2 separate regions of the Homo sapiens genome follow, and region 2 is linked to region 1. The links are chromatin contacts, found by Hi-C or POLR2A ChIA-PET in ENCODE. All regions are on one chromosome and are shown on one strand. Each heading gives the region's core, a stretch centred on a gene start or an enhancer-like site at or near the end of the contact. The rest is flanking DNA. Distances are from core to core; before and after follow the strand shown.

Region 1 (4,931 bases), core at 281-2,780:
ATCTCTCATCTGCATTATTCTCCAATAGCCTCCTAATAGCTCTGTTTCCATTCTTGCTTTCCTATATTCTATTCTCTACAAAGCAGAGTGATCTTTTAAAACAAATTTGTTCACATCACTCTTTACTTTAAAACCTTACAATAGCTTAGAATAAAATCCAAAGTCCTGATTATGACCCCCAAAGGCCACATATGATGCAGCCCCTGCCCACATCTCCAACCTCATCCTTTTTATACTTTTTTTTTTCTTTTTTTGAAATAGAGACGGGGTTTCGCCATGTTGGCCAGGCCGGTCTCGAACTCCTGACTTCAAGTGATCCGCCCGCCTTGGCCTCCCGAAGTGCTGGGATTACAGGCGTGACCCACCGCGCCCAGCCTCCAACCTCACCCTTTATCAGTCTCCTCCTACTCGATCTACTCCAGCTACAATGACCTTCTTGCTGATTCTTGAACATATTTAGCTTATTTCCACCTTAAAATTTCTACCCATCTGCCCAGAAATCTTTCCTTGGATTTCCAATAGCCAGCCCTTTCTCATTCCTCAGGGGTCTCAGCTTAAATGTTACCTCCTGAGATTCCTTCCTTAATCATCTAATACGAAGAAGTCCCCACATCCAGTTATTCTCTTACCTCAGCATCCTGTTTATGTTCTTCTTAGCATCAGACTCGGGCTTTTTCCTGTTTATTACCTACTTCGTTTTCCTGAAAGATCCATGTGCCGGTACCATGTGTTGTTCCTACTGTTTCTCCAATGTCTAGTAGATTTGGCACATACTGATGTGCAATTAATACGTGAATGAAGAACCATTGACAGACGATTAGTCAAAAGCTCTTGCAAAGCCCTTTGATAGGTTATCGGTGGAGAGTAGGGAGCACAAACCTGGGGTCCCATTCTAGCTTGACCACTTCTCGGCTGTGCACAAACTAGTCTAGCTCTCCTGAGCCTCAGTTACCTATTTTGCAAATTAGGGATGGGAACATCCATACCTCACGACGCCAAACGGCTACCTTGTAAAGACGAAAGGAGGAAATGCAGGAAATAACTCCACGTAAGGTTAATGCTCCGTAAACAGAGCTGCTACTGCTATTATATATTCTATACAATCCTGCGCCCTTAACGGCAGGACCCTTTCAGTGCTTCAGTCCTGTCTTCTCTCTCCTGGGTTGACCTCCACAGATCCTCTCAGAAGAGCGTTTTCCAGGCGTGAATCTCCGCAGAGTGGAGATAAAGGCTGAGGCCCCAACGCACGCGCACTCACGCGAGTCCGGGCCTATGACGTCATTAGCGCAGCGCCATCGCCGCGGAAGGCCCAGGGGCCTGTCCTGTATGCGGCGTGTCTTAGGGAGGCCCAGGCGGACGCCTGCAAGTCGGGTGCGCGGTTCGGGGGCGGCTCGGAAACCCCAGCGGAAGGCAGCAAGGGGCGCGTGGGGCCGTGGAGTCACGAAGCTGGGCGGCAGGAGGGGCGGCCTGGAGCTCCCGCGGGGCACAGCGCGTGCGTGAGGGCGGCCGGCGGGGCTGCCCGGCGCGGGTGTCCCGGCGATGTGTGGCGCTGAGGCGGCGGCGGGAGCAGCGGCGCCGAGCTCTGCTTCGGCTTCGGCTTCGGCTTCGCGGCGGTGCAGGCGGCGGAGGCGGAGGCGCAGGCTCTTCTTTAGGACCTGGCGAGCCCAGGTCTAAGCGGCGGCCCCGCGAGGCCCTTGCACGGCGCCCCGGGTCGAGGCCCTCCCCGCCTCGCCCTACCCCAGGAGCCTGCCTCCCCAGCTGGGGATGAGGCTAGGAGGCGGCCGCGTGGGGCCCAGCACAAAGACCTGTCCCCAGGGGCCGCCGCCTCCGCCGCTGCTGCTGCCGCCAGCCTAGAGCCGCCCGCCGAAGCAGAGCCGGCGCCGGGGTCCTCATCCCCACCGGTCCCGAGGGGCGGCTGCTGCCCGTCGCCACGAGGCCCAGGGGCCCGAGTGCCGAGCCCTTTGCTCCCTCGGCCGCGCGGGGACAGGGCTGCTGAGCAGCCTCCGCCTCTCCCGGCTGTGGGGGCCCCACTGAGTATGTCGGAGGAGAGCGACATGGACAAAGCCATCAAGGTAAGGGGGAGGTGCCCCCTCTTCCCCCGCGTTGTCCTGTGGCGTTCTTCTCGGCTCTAGCCTCAAAAAGCAGGGAGATTTTGCAGTGAGAGGTTCCATCGACTACCGGGTTTCGGCCTCCCCCGGATTCCGTGGATCGCGCTTTACAGCCCTGGGGCCAAGGGTTATGGGTGTGGGTGTAGGTGTGTGTCCGACTCCCGCCAGCTTCCCTGGTGAGTGTGATTTGTGCTCAGCTGGAACAGAGGTGAGTGGCCTGGAGACACTATTAAGTGTCAATGAATGGGACGAAGAGAGCCCTACTACTACTACTACACGTTTCGATCACTCCCCAAGGCCGCCAGCATTTGCTTCCGGATGGTCTACAGAACTTGGAGAGTTGGAATTTATCCATCCCTCCCGATTTGTTTGAAATCAGCCTTCTGGAAATCTGCAGTTGGAAAAAGGTGGTTCGCCGTACAAAACCTGTCCTTTGGGGAATAGGTTGTCCTCACTTTTCCGTGTATTCTCCCCTTTTTCTTTTTCCTCTTCTTTCTCCTAGGAAGCATTGAGTTTACTTAGGAAAAGTTAACAGTTCCTGTGACTTAACTGCACTTAAACCAAAAGAAAAGCAAATGTGTGTTCGAAAATTACACAAATAAAATAAGTTTTCTAAAACCTGTTTTTAACTTTTTTTTTTTTTAAAGGCACATTTTGCCCACTCAGGGCCAGTTATCTGTCTTGACAGCTGTAGCTAAGAAATTAGTCTTATGAAAATTAAACATTGACGCTTAAAGTTTGATGTATTATTTACTTATTTGTAGTGTTAAGTCAGCCCAGTGCATTGAATAATTTCATTTTATCTTGAAGGACAGGCATCTATTGGCAGCTTGGGGTTATTTTCCCCTTCAAGACAGTTACTAGTAATGATTAAGAATTTACATTTCTACCAATTCTTTAGGTGGTGTATATAGTTTCTCAAAATCATCAAGTCATTCCAAAGAAACTTAACCCTTTAAAGGAGGCATCAACATATAACATATACATTAAGGAAGACCAGGTTTTTTGTCTGTTTGTTTGTTTTTGAGACGGAGTCTCACTCTGTCGCCCAGGCTGGAGTGCAGTGGCCCGATCTTGGCTCACTGCAAGTTCCGCCTCCTGGGTTCACGCCATTCTCCTGCCTCAGCCTCCCGAGTAGCTGGGATTACAGGCGCCCACCCACCACGCCCTGCTAATTTTTTCTTTTGTTTGTATTTTTAGTAGAGACGGGGTTTCACCGTAATAGCCAGGATGGGCTCGATCTCCTGACCTCGTGATCTGCCCGCCTTGGCCTCCCAAAATGGTGGGATTACAGGCGTGAGCCACCGTGCCTGGCCCAAGGAAGACGAGGTTTTAAATCATAAAGATTCTAAAAGACTGCCTTGACATATCCTTCTTTTGTTTTGGGTTTTGTTTTTTTTTTTGAGTCGGAGTCTGGCTTTGTCATCCAGGCTGGAGTGCAGTGGGATGCTCTTGGCTCACTGCAACCTCCACCTCCCAGGTTCAAGTGATTCTCCTGCCTCAGCCTCCCCAGTAGCTGGGACTACAGGCACGTGCCACCACACCCAGCTAATTTTTTTGTATTTTTAGTAGAGGTGGGGTTTCACTGTGTTAGCCAGGATGGTCTCCATCTCCTGACGTCATGATTTGCCCGCCTCGGCCTCCCAAAGTTCTGAGATAACAGGTGTGAGCCACCGCGCCCAGCCTTGGTTTGGGTTTTATTGGCACAGAGGCATGATATGCCGCCTGAAGTTATTTAATTGGGTTGTGAATCAAAGCGTATGTGGCCAGTTTTTAAACATTGTCTCCTGTGTGCCAGATGGTGTCCTAGACACAAATGGTACAAGCCAGACTCCTAGATGTCCCTACTGTCATGTAGCTTATATTCTAGAGGGTGGGGTTACTGCTAGGTGGTTTTAATTAAGTGTGGAAAGGGTGAGGAGTACTGTGTTAAATAGGGTAGTCCGAGGAGGTGACACTGTAGAGTTCTGATGGAAATGCGAGAGCAAGCCACCACTGTCTCAGGGAAGAGTATAACAGGCAGTGGGAATAGCAAGGACAGACCTTGAGGTAGAAGCAGGTGTAGTGTGATGTAGGAAGAGCAAGGTGGCTGGAATGCAGTGGGTCAGTGGAGATGATGTAGAGCAGCAATGGGAAGCAAGGCACTTAGGGCCTTGTAGGCCATCGTAAGAACTTTGGGTTTGACCCTGATTAAAAGGGGAACTATAGGAGAGTTTTGAACAGAAGAGAGACATAGTTCCAGGAGATAAGTATACAAATAGGGCAGCAATGTCACTTAGTGGTTGTTATAGCTTCTCTAGGTAGACTCAGTTGAAATCTCACCCTATGTTTTTTTTTGATACAGAGTCTCACTCTGTCACCCAGGCTGGAGTGCAGTGGTGTGATCTCGGCTCACTGCAGCCGCCTCCTCCCAGGTTCAAGCAATTCTTGTGCCTTGGCCCTCCGAGTAGCTGGGACTACAGGCGCACACCACCACGCCCGGCTATTTTTGTTGTTATTGCTATTTTGTTGTTATTGTTGTTATATTGCTAGAAAAGATGGGGTTTCACCATGTTGGCCAGGCTGGTCTCGAACTCCTGACCTCAGGTTATCTGTCCGCCTTGGCCTCCCAAAGTGTTGGGACTACAGGCATGAGCTACCACGCCCAGCCCAGCGTTTCTATTTTATTAGCCGTGTGTCTGAGTACGACATCACTTCACTTCTGTCTCGTTAGTTTCCTCATCTGTAGATGGGATAAAAGCACTCCCAGCTTATAGGGTTTTTTGTTGGTTTGTTTGTTAGTTTTTGAGGATTAAATGAGCAGATATACCCAAATGTGCTTAT
Region 2 (5,472 bases), core at 1,271-3,770, 280 kb after region 1:
TTAGAGGAGCTTCTGGGTCACTCAGGCAACGGAAGACAGGACTGCCATTCTCCTGTTTATTTATTCAAAATGTGTTTATACCAAGTGGATGACTATACGGAGCAACTGAAACTCTCCTACACTACTGTTGGGAACGTTTAGTTGTGCAATCACTTCGGAAAACAGTTTGGTAGTTTCTTGTAAAGTTAAAACATAGACTTACCGTATGATCCAGCAATCCCACTTCCAAGTGTTTATCTGAGAGAAATAAAAACATATATCCCCAAAGACTTGCACAAGAATGGTTACTACTGCTTAAACTAGAATCAATTTTTTTTTTTGAGATGGAGTCTTGCTCTGTCACCCAGGCTGGAGTGCAGTGGTGCCATATCAGCTCGCTGAAACCTCTGCCTCCCAGGCTCAAGCAATCTTCTCACCTTAGCCTCCCAAGTAGCTGGGACTACACGCATGAGCCACCACGCCTGGCTACATTTTTGTATTTTTTGTAGAGACAGGGTTTTGTTATGTTGCCCAGGCTGGTCTGGAACTCCTGAGCTCAGGCGATCCACCCACCTTGACCTGCCGAAGTGCTGGGATTGTGGGCGTGAGCCACCATGCCTGGCCAAAAACTAGAACCAGCTCTAATGTTTGTCAGTATAAATTGTGGCATATCCATGTGCTATGCTACTTGGCACTGAAAAGGAATAGACTTGATATTATCAACAGCATGGATAAACCTCAAAAACATTATGCTGAGTTAAAACACCTTATTCATAAAAGAACACACTATATGGTTATCTTTTTTCTTTATATATACTTAATACATTAATATACTTAATTCATATTAATACACATTTTTTCTGATTGCTTTTTAACTGTTAATGATTGTGCTTTCTTTTGAACTCCAGTAAGTTTTGTTATTAAAATGTAACATACAATGTAAAGTGCTTAAGATATAGGTGTGTAGCTTAATAACTATTTACTAATTAATCCATCTGTGTTAATCACTTTGCTGATCAAGATATAAACATTTCTAGAAAATCTTTCTCATATCTCCTTACAGGCTATATACCCTCTGAATGGAACCAGTTACTTACTTCTCTCACTTTAGGTTAATTTTCCCTGGTTTTAAACTTTATATGTTTGGAATCACACAAGTTATATTGCATATTTAAGCTAAATATTTTATCTTGTTATAAATATTGCTTTGAGACGGAGTTTTGATTTTGTTGCCCAGGCTGGAGTGCAGTGGCTCAATCTCGGCTCACTGCAACCTTCACCTCCTGGGTTCAAGCGATTCTCCTGTCTCAGCCTCCCAAGTAGCTGGGATCATAGGCGCCTGCCACCACGGCCAGCTAATTTTTGTATTTTTAGTAGAAACGGTGTTTCACCATGTTGGCCAGGCTGGTCTTGAACTCCTGACCTCAGGTGATCCACCAGCCTCTGCCTCCCAAAGTGTTGGCATTACAGGCGTGAGCCACCGCGCCCAGCCTGTTAGATGCTTTTCTTGCTTAGTACTATCTCATTAACATTTTGCAATTATATTATATTATATTATATTATATTATATTATATTATATTATATTATTTTTGAGACGGGGTCTTTCTCTGTCCCCCAGGCTGGAGTGCGGTAGCATGATCAGGGCTCACTCCAGCCCTGCCTCCTGGGCTCGAGGGATCCTTCCACCTCAGCCTCCCAAGGAGGTGGAACTACAGGTGCGTGCCACCACGCCTGGCTAATTTTTGTATTTTTTTTGTAGAGATATGGTTTCATTATATTGCCCAGGCTGGTCTCTAATTCCTGAGCTCAAGAGATCCACCCGCCTTGGCCTCCATATTTTGCAATTATAATCTGCAATGGAATCATAATTTTAAATTGCTGTATTGTTTGTAATATGTGCTTGGTTATACTTATATAATTATAAGTTGGTTTGTAATATGTGCTTGGTTATACTTATATAATTATTCTCTCCTTTATTATACATGAGGTAAGAGAAGCTCAGGGAATCCATTCAGGCAGCAAGTGGAGAAACTAGCTCTCAAACCTGCATCTCAGGCTCTCATTCTTCCACTGCAAAAAAGCAAAGTGCTCAAAAAATATGGTCACAGATCTGCAGAAGTCTTGCACAAGGGCATTATCATAGCAATAAGAATGACTAATAAGTATTAACGGCCCATGAGAAAAGAACAAATACCATTAATTATCTCAATATATTAAGCATATTAGTAATGTTTGTACAGAATTATTCATGCAAATATTATTAGCCTGTGTCGGGGACAGTTGCTAAACTCAGCAACAGGCTCACAGCTCAGCTTCGTGCCTCTGGTTCCAGATGTGCAGGGGCCAGGGCTTCCAGGGACACGCCCCCGTGGGCCTCCAGGGAGCCAATCGACGCGCAGAAGGCGGGGCCCTGGGAGCGACAACGGTGTTATCCAATGGGCCGACAGCTGGAGCCGCCCCTGGCCAATGGGCGCGCTCCTCCGCGATGGGCGGAAGTGGTGAGGCAGCTCTGAGGGCCGTTGTTCAGTGCGGGGTCTGACAGAGGAGGCTCCGTGTCTGCAGCTAGTGTGTCAACTCAGCGTTTCTCCTCTCGTCCCTGGTGAGGTGTAGCGGCGGCACGCGGCTGGAGATCCCCTGTGGCCTCCAGTTTAGGAAGGGTCCAGCATCCCAAGGGAGGGGTGTGTGGGCGAGGGGTCTCTGGGCCCGGGGTCGCGGCTGTGAGGAGAGGATGCCCGCGCGGCGGCATCTCAGGCACCTGGAGGAGGCCGCGCTTTCTCCTCAGGGAACCGGCGCCTTGGCAGCCCCCGGCGACGCCGCCCCCTTCGCGGCCTAGGTTGGTCTGGTGAGCCGGGAAGCGGGCGTCGTTCGCAGCGCCGCTGTGACCACCGCGTCCCGGGCGGAGCTGGGCTCAGTGCCGGCCTGGGCCTAGAGTCCGAGCCTCGAGCTGCCGGCGTGGGGGGTCGCGAGTGGCCTAATGCGGCCTCGAAGCCGAAGGACCCGAGTCCGAGCTCGCACTCCGACCCGCTGGTGCTGTGGAAAACTCAGGTGGCCTTCCGCTTTCGTAGCCTCTAAAGTGGGGACCAAGACTTTCACCTCTTAGGATTGTAGTCGGGATTAAAAGATTTTCCCGGTAAGCGTTTGGCAACTGCTATTATTTGAGAAGCCGCTTACTTCTTCACTCCCCATCACCGACCTTCCTGGGGACGGGGGCGATTGGAAACTGCCTTGGGGTATCTGGACCCGGCAGGGGAAGCTCCGCCGCCTCGGGCAGAGGGACGGTCCCCTCTGCGGACTAGAGAGATCTAGCTGACCCCCAACAGGCTCCTTATAAGCTTGAAGACTTTTCTGTGCCTCAACTCTTCCGTGCATTCGCCCGTTTCCTTGACCCTTTGAAGTATTGTCAGTCCTCTGCCTGAAGAATCTGAGGCCCAGAGAGGTTAAATCTGGCAGAACCAGCCAGACCTTGACCCCCAGAGGGGGACCCTGCAGGCTACCCCCAGTCTCCTTGCATCTAGAAAAGCAAGCACCTGCTACATCTGAGCTCTGGCCTTAGAGTTGGCCAGAGTGGGCTGGAATAGAGCACACCTGAAATCAGTCGGACAGCCTTCCTTAGTTGCCATTTCATATCAGAGTGAATATCTTTTTTTTTTTTTGAGATGGAGTCACCTTCTGTTGTTCAGGTTGGAGTGCAGTGGCGAGATCTCAGCTCACTGCAGCCTCCGCCTCCTGGGTTTAAGTGATTCTCTTGCCTCAGCCTCCTGAGTAGCTGGGATACAAGCGCCCGTCACCACGCCCAACTAATTTTTGTATTTTTAGTAGAGACTTGGTTTTGCCATGTTGGCCAGGCTGGTCTCGAACCCCAGACCTCCAGTGATCTGCCCACCTCGCCCTCCCAAAGTGCTGGGATTACAGGCGTGAGCTGCTGCGCCCAGCCCAGAATGGGTGTCTTGAATTATGTCATTCCCTAGTTTAAAGCCCTTCAGTGGTTTACCATTGAGCTTGGAATCGAATCCAATATTCTTTCTGTCTGATATGACAAGACCTTCTTGAGTCATTCCCCTTTTTTATTATGCTCTTCCAGATCTGCCTTTACTTTCTCTTTCATTGCTTTTAGGCCTTTTGCCCTTCCCACTGCCTGGATGGATTTCCCCGCATTCCCATCCTCTATCTTTGTCTTTTCGTGGTTGGCTCTTGTACTTCAGTTCTTAATTTAAATGTCGTCTCCCCAGAAAGTTCTTCCCTGACCACTCTTATCTACCTAAAGTAGATTTGCCTCTATTCCGCCCCCATTTATTTGTCAGTATACTTTTCCATCACAATACTCAAGTTATATGTATTTTTTTGCTTATTGTTTTTCTCTACCACTAAATCGCTTTATCAGAGACTATATTTCCTTATTTTGTAAAGTATTTTTAGTGCCAGGGCACAGTGGCACACAGTATGGTCTTCTTTTTCTTTGAGACAGGGTCTCACTCTGTCACCCCGGCTGGAGTGCAGTGGTGTGATCACAACTCACTCACTGTAGCCTCGACCTCCTGGGCTCAAGCCTCCCAAGTAGCTGGGACTACCTCAGCCTCCCACCCCAGCCTCCCAAGTAGCTGAGATTACAGGCATGTGCCACCATACCCACCTAATTTTTTGCTTTTTTGTTTTTTGTTTTTTTTGAGAGGGAGTCTCGCTCTGTCGCCCAGGCTGGAGTGCAGTGGCGTGATCTCGGCTCACTGCAAGCTCTTTTTAGTAGAGACTGGGTTTCACCATGTTAGGCAGGATGGTCTCGATCTCCTGACCTTGTGATCCACCTGTCTCGGCCTCCCAAAGTGCTGGGATTACAGGCATGAACCACCGCACCCGGCTGCTTATTTTTTATAAAGGCAGGGTCTTACTATGTTTCCTGGCTGGCCTTGAACTCCTGAGCTCAAGTGATCCACCCACCCCAGCCTTCCAGAGTGCTGGGATTACAGGTGTGAGACACTGCACCTGGCCCACAGTATTGTCCTTTTTTTTTTTATTTTTATTTTTTGAGACAGAGGCTCACTCTGTTGCCCAGGCTGGGGTGCAGTGGTGTGATCCTGGCTTACTGCAACCTCCACCTCCCGGGTTCAAGCAATTCTGCTTCAGCCTCCCTAGTAGCTGGGACTACAGGCACCCGGCTAATTTTTTTATTTTTAGTAGAGAGGTGTTTCGCCATGCTGGCCAGGCTGGTCTTGAACTCCTGACCTCAAGTGATCCGCCCACCTCAGCCTCCCAAAGTGCTGGGATTACAGGCATGAGCCACTGGACCCAGCCTCAAAGTATTGTCTTAATTAAGCATGTTGAACAAATGACTAAATACATGTTTTGAAAAGTGGCAACTCGCTTGATAATGCCAAAACCTTTAAAGAACCCTACTGGGGGCAGGATTTAAGACCATTTTTGTATCATGGAAAGGAATAATCTAAACTAAACAATGGTAGTAAAGTTGCCAGTGCTTTGCTTTCTGCATTGACATCTTG

What was found. A loop is a pair of places that touch in the nucleus more often than their neighbours do. ChIA-PET counts read pairs that join two places held with the same protein, here RNA polymerase II (POLR2A). Pooled maps may share reads with other maps.
Region 2: a map of CD8-positive, alpha-beta T cell shows a loop between it and region 1 (5-fold over the local background). The contact joins the promoter of TRAFD1 here to the promoter of MAPKAPK5 in region 1. A Hi-C loop is called at or near these places in 3 of 168 maps with a recorded cell type or tissue (CD4-positive, alpha-beta memory T cell, CD8-positive, alpha-beta T cell and naive thymus-derived CD4-positive, alpha-beta T cell), 7 of 37 single-sample maps with no recorded cell type and 15 of 50 pooled maps. POLR2A ChIA-PET finds 5 or more read pairs at or near these places in 11 of 52 experiments (CD4-positive, alpha-beta T cell, CD4-positive, alpha-beta memory T cell, CD8-positive, alpha-beta T cell and 7 more).

What each region holds. Positions count from the first base shown.
Region 1 is chr12:111,840,698-111,845,628 of GRCh38, forward strand. MAPKAPK5 (MAPK activated protein kinase 5) reads left to right here and starts at 1,531. Exons shown (of 14, transcript NM_003668.4): 1 at 1,531-2,072. The coding sequence starts at 2,037. MAPKAPK5-AS1 (MAPKAPK5 antisense RNA 1) reads right to left here and starts at 2,308. Exons shown (of 2, transcript NR_015404.2): 1 at 630-2,308. RefSeq lists enhancers at 1,107-1,386, 2,117-2,216 and silencers at 1,417-1,596, 1,677-2,026, 3,708-3,876.
Region 2 is chr12:112,123,040-112,128,511 of GRCh38, forward strand. It overlaps TRAFD1 (TRAF-type zinc finger domain containing 1), which reads left to right and starts at 2,521. Exons shown (of 12, transcript NM_006700.3): 1 at 2,521-2,579. RefSeq lists enhancers at 2,246-2,540, 2,518-2,567, 2,978-3,047.